Regions from separate parts of the Homo sapiens genome. Here region 2 is linked to region 1. Evidence: read pairs that join two places in POLR2A ChIA-PET (ENCODE). Cell type or tissue: PC-3. All regions are shown on one strand. Links, peaks and the distances in the headings refer to the core of each region. The heading gives the core; the rest is flanking DNA.

Evidence for each region. ChIA-PET counts read pairs that join two places held together with the same protein. Peaks named below come from ENCODE experiments on the same cell type or tissue, not always from the same donor. Only the 100,000 strongest peaks of a DNase experiment are listed, where the experiment ranks them.
Region 2: POLR2A ChIA-PET joins it to region 1 with 5 read pairs; 29 of 35 experiments call an interaction of 5 or more read pairs at or near these places.

The regions. Positions count from the first base shown.
Region 1 is chr1:226,126,755-226,129,667 of GRCh38, reverse strand. It overlaps the pseudogene LOC112268255. Among named protein-coding and RNA genes, the nearest start is that of ACBD3-AS1, 20 kb to the left of the region's middle. In PC-3, for the core only: no CTCF peak of the experiment used is centred there; DNase peaks (open chromatin) are centred at 807, 1,637 and 2,167; H3K4me3 peaks cover 1,074 bases; H3K27ac peaks cover 1,739 bases.
Region 2 is chr1:226,065,203-226,068,115 of GRCh38, reverse strand. It overlaps H3-3A (H3.3 histone A), which reads right to left. Exons shown (of 4, transcript NM_002107.7): 3 at 2,307-2,460. Among named protein-coding and RNA genes, the nearest start is that of H3-3A, 3.9 kb to the right of the region's middle. In PC-3, for the core only: no CTCF peak of the experiment used is centred there; no DNase peak of the experiment used is centred there; H3K4me3 peaks cover 265 bases.

The DNA.
Region 1 (2,913 bases), core at 107-2,606:
CCCAGCTACTTGGGAGGCTGAGGCAGGAGAATTGCTTGAACCCAGGAGGCGGAGGTTGCAGTGAGCGGAGATTGCACCACTGCACTCCAGTCTGGGTGACTGACAGAGCAAGATTCCATCTCAAATAATAATAGTAATAATAGTATAAAAAATTTTAAAAAGAATTCCACAGACTGGGTGGAAAAGAAATTGATTTCCCACAGTCCTGGAGGCTGGAAAGTCCAAGAGCATGGCACCAGCATCTTGTGAGGGCCCCACCATGGCAGAAGGATGGAAGGCAGAGGTAAGCATGTGAGACATGAGAGGGAAGTGGTCCAGAATCATCCTTTTTATCAAGAACCCACTCCAGAGATGATGGCATGGATCCATTCCTGAGGGCAGAGCCCTCATAACCTAATTACCTTGCAAAGGCCCCACCTGCCAATGCCACCATCACAACGGCAATTACATTTCAACATGAACATTGCTGGGGACATTTGAACCATAGCACTCTGTTTTGTCCATGGTCTGGGCTTAGAACCAATAAATTACCCCTTCCTCCCAAGCCTTCTTGAGTTGGGTGATGAAGTTCTGTCACCTCATCATCTCTTCCTGGGTGGCCTTCTGTGGAAGATGATGCTATCGGCAGTGTTTCTCAGCATGCAGCCAGTGCTATCGGCATCCACATCACCCAGGGCTCTTGAAAATATCAGTGCCTGGGCCCCCCCTCCAACCTGCTGAATCAGATTCTCTAGGGTGGGCCCCAGGCTTCTGCAATTTCAACATTGGAATTTGGGCAGGACTATGACACAGTGACTCACTGCCCCTCTCCAGCTGTCCTGTGTGTCCTGCAGTTCATGCTGCTTAGTGTTGACAGTGTCTGAGAAACCCAAAGTGTTGTAGCCCTGGGAGGTGGTATGTGGGCTCATAGCTTTGGGGAACCAAGTGGAGTTAAGAGCTGTGATAAAAGCACTGTGGGCGTTCCAGGCTGGGGTGGGGGCTGGAATCTGAGGAATGGAGGAGTATCTAGGAAAGTGGCTGGAAGCGGACAACATTGTGCTGGCTGCAGCTCATTCTTAGTGGGCAGGTCTTAGCAAGTCGTGTCATTCACAGCCCAGTTAAAAGATGTACTGGGCCGGGCACGGTGGCTCATGCCTGTAATCCCAGCACTTTGGAAGGCAGAGGTGGGCGGATCACCTGAGGTAAGGAGTTCGAGACCAGCCTGGCCAACATGGTGAAACCCCCATCTCTACTAAAAATACAAAATTTAGCCAACCGTGGTGGCAGGCACCTGTGATCCCAGCTACTCAGGAGGCTGAGGCAGGAGCATCGCTGGAACCCGGGAGGCGGAGGTTGCAGTGAGCCGAGATTGCGCCACTGCACCCCACCCTGGGCAACAGAGCGAGGATTCATCTCAGAAAATAAAACAAAAAGTTGAACCAAGATTGCAAAGTTCCCTTCCAGCTCCAAAACTCAAGCCAGGGGCCCTGTGAGACTTTCCCGGAAGTCTGGGCCCTGAGGTTGCTGAGGGCGCTTCCATGCAGGTGCCGCTTCCATCCAGGAACTGAGCTCTGCCCTTCCGTTTGTTTGTTCACTTCACTCCTCCCCTAGAGGCTGAAGTTGCTTCTGGGAAGGAGGCTGGGCACTTCTGGGCTGAGCCTTGTTTCCATAGCACCCAGCCACCCTGCCAGGAAGACACAGGTTTCTCCTGGTTGACTGTGAGAGGACTTTGACCCGCGCTCCGTTTCCTGCTGGGCCAGACTTAGGAGGAGGTACCGGGGCAAGCAGCACAGTGGGACTTGCAGGTCCCGGACCCAGCCCTTCATTCAGACCAGTTGTTCTGGAAGTTTGGGCCCCAACCAAGAGCAACAGCAGCAGTATCAGGAAACTTGTTAGAAATGCAAATTACCGGACCCCACCCTGGACCTACTAAATTAGAAACTCTAGGGTGGGGCCAGCCATCTGTGTTTTTGTAAGTCCCCAGGTGTCTCTCATGCACACCAAAGTTTCAGAAACACTTTATGCATTGTGTGCATGTGTGTGTGTGTGTGTTTTCTTTTTTTTCTTTTTTTTTTTTTTGCAGGATTTGACAGAGTCTTTATCTGGCTTCTGTTACATCTTATTCTGACTCAGGTTTACGGACACAATGCTGGAAAACCAGTTCCTGCTCTACCCACGCCTCAACTTGTTAAGAAGAAACAGTATCTAACACCGAGGCACGTCACATCTTCGCCATTCCCACTTCCTTTCTGCCCTAGGCATTCAATGTATGCCACCGGGGGCCATCAGGACTAGGGCTCTGCAACCACGGCAGCAGACAGGTGTGAAGCTCAGAGTCCCTCCTAACAGCCTCCCTCCAGCGTCTTCTTGGCCGCGGCGGCGAAGCAGCTCCGCAGGGCCTCGAACTCCCGCGCGCAGAAGTCCTTACTCGGCCCCGCAGGCGGCCAGCCGCTCGGGGAAGGCGCGGAGGCAGCTTCGCATGCGGCCCCACACCGCTCCGTCAGCCGACATGAGCGGCTATTCCCAGCGCCCCTCATGTGTGTGTTTTCAAAATGAGGTTTTGCTCTGTCACTGAGGCTGGAGTGCAGAGGTGCCATCATAGCCCATTGCAACCTCCACCTCCTGGCCTTAAGCAGTCCTCCTGCCTCAGCCTCCCAAGTAGCTGGGACTACAAGTGTGTGCTTGTTTTTTCTTTTGTAGAGATAGGGTCTTGCTATGTTGTCCAGGCTGGTCTTGAAGCCCTGGGCTCAAGCAATCCTTCCACCTTGGCCTCCCAAAGCACTGAGATTATAAGCATGAGCCTCCATACCCAGCCCAAGAACCCCCACTTTATTGTGTGATCAATTGTTCCAGTTTGCCCAGGACTCTCAGTTTTAGCACTGGGACTCTCTCTTTTTTTTTTAGACGGATTCTTGCTCTGTCGCCCAGGCTGGA
Region 2 (2,913 bases), core at 109-2,608, 62 kb after region 1:
TTGATTTAATGGCAAAGAAAAAAAAGAACTACAAGAAAGTATTAGTTTAGGACATTTTGAGTATATTCAACGTCTGCCTCTTTACCATTTCAAAGCAACACTGTCCACTTAACACAAGAATATTTGAGTTCAAGTTCTCAGACATTAAAAGCAAAGACTATATTTTAAGTAAGTCAATTATTGATTATCTATGGCAAACTGAGACTAATTTCTCCTCTACCATTCTCACTGGACTGCCTGCTATCCTTTAGTTGTAAAGTGTGTAATTCTAAGGCCAAAAACAAAGGACCTTTGGATTTCTACTTCAATTGCGATCTTCTATTATCCTATTCCATTAACAAATTCTCCCTCTGTTATCTTTTTTTTTTTTTTGAGACAAGAGTTTTGCTCTTGTTGCCCAGGCTGGAGTGCAATGGCGCCATCTCGGCTCACTGCAACCTCTGCTTTCCGGGTTTAAGCAATTCTCCTGCCTCAGCCTCCCTAGTAGCTGGGATTATAGGCGCCTGCCACCACGCCAAGCTAATTTTTTGTATTTTTAGTAGAGAAGGGGTTTCACACCATGTTGGCCACGCTGGTCTGGAACTCCTGACCTCAGGTGATCTACCCACCTCAGCCTCCCAAAGTGTTGGGATTACAGATGTGAGTCACGGCGCCCGGCCCACTCTCTGTATTTTTAAGATAACTAAAATATATGCATAAAAAAGCAAACAGAAAACACAAAAGCTTAACAAAGATCACTCTTTCCAATAAAGAGCTATCTAACACTAAGAGAACTGTGGACAGAAGAGGTGAACATTTTGCTTAAAACCAATACAACCACACTTAATGACAAATATGTAATAGTAACAATGGAAGTTTACATGTGAATAATTTTAGAAAGATGAGTCTTTTACCCAGATTGTTTAGTAAATTCAATTTAAAAGGCTACATTATTGACATTTAAGCTAAAAACGCTACACTTTTCAAGTACAGTATTGTTCTTTAAGCACAGTTCTAACTAGAAAATATTAGCAGCTTTGTACCAATGCTTACGAATCTTAGTAACATTTCTGTATTTAGTAATAAATAAGAACTGAAGATAATCGGCTATTAAAACAGAAAATAAAGTTTTAAGTAAAAACATGGAAGATTTTAGTAGTTGAAATTTCAGCAACTCACTGAGAATTTAATGGATGCCTACTCCTGGAATTCACCAATCAAATGAAGTTTAGATTAACCATAGAAACAGCTCGACCAATTACACTTCAGGGTGGAATCCACCTATCCTATCTTTCTCATACATAAAGCAAAAGCCCAGCACAGCAACAGCAGCCTTGAAAATCCTCCAATGGAATGTACTTAGATTCTGGATGCCCCCTCCCCACCCCCAGAATGATTCAGGTCTGCAATGGTGCCTAACAATCAGCATTTTTAACGACCCCCAACTGCATGCTTCTGATGGAGGTGGTAGCTTTACTGTATTCTGGGATACTTGCAACTAAAGAATCCAACCACACAATATAAAATAGGTTACTTAAGTGACTGATGTTAATGACGTCTACATACCTTTATCAAGTATCTTGTAGGAATTTCAAGTTTTGGTCTTAACTTAAACCACAAATATCTCAAATACATAAATATCTCTAGAACAGTATTTCTCTAAGTCCTGACATGCTAGAGATTAAGATTAAATTCAATATGCTCCACATGTAAGTGGCAATCCCTAATCCCCTTTAGGAAACCACAAGGCAAATCCTGGCCCCTTTACACGTCCAGTATCACCTTTAAGCACCGTTCCCCCAATCTTGCCAATCCAATCCTATCCTCCACTCACTGCTCCTTTTACGTCTTAATGCATAATTTTTTAATACTGCCTATTCCCATCCTAGGTATTAAGCTCTCTCTACCTATATGTTTCTTCAGGACCTGAAGAGACATTTCTTTTATTCTAGGCACTGTTGTTTGAAATTGTTACTACAAATATAGACCTCTAGTCTCAAGTTCTTCTTAATGTCCTGCAGCATCCATAAACCAAACCAGAGGATTTTCTTTAAATATTGTTTTTAGTGCAATGTTTCAAAATTTTAAATGGTATAATGGAATGTGCACTAAGCCTTGGAGTCAAATAGGTTCAAATTATGGTTTTGCCATTTTCTACGTGTATGACCTTGAGCAATTTAACCTTTCTGAAGTCTCAACAGTGAAGTAACAATATCAACTACCTGACAGGCTTGTGATTAAATGATATAAGCACATGCAACAATTTGGAACTGTTCTTGGTACACAACAGGAATACAAACTCTGAGTCTTCCCACCCACCATTTTACCTGCAAAGCACCGATAGCTGCGCTCTGGAAGCGCAGATCTGTTTTAAAGTCCTGAGCAATTTCTCGCACCAGACGCTGGAAGGGAAGTTTGCGAATCAGAAGTTCAGTGGACTTCTGATAACGTCTAATTTCACGGAGCGCCACAGTACCAGGCCTTTAAAAAATTAATAAAGAAACTGTTACCAAAAACATAACTAGCACAAAAAGGTAAGTGGGCAGCTTCAAAGAAATGCAGTAATCTTTCAAAAAATAAGCCACCCAACAATTCTTCAGCTTCAGTATCAAATTTCACTGATCAACTTAAGATGTGAACATTCAAATCTAGTAACAATACCTTTAAAGCAAAAAGCATGAAATTAAAATGCATTCTTAGCAAGAAATTCATCAAAGCCCTATTTATTTTCATTTTAAAAAGTTATTCATGTATATAAACCTTGGGAAGGTATTAGCTGTCAGGCTAATGAAGAAGTTGGCTCCCCTCAATTTAGCACCACTCTCCTTCCCTACACCCTCTATTATCTTAAGAGCCCTTAAAGATGACCAACACAACCCAATGAACTTCATTTAAAAATCTGCTTGTGGCATTCAAGTTCTATTTCCCAGAATA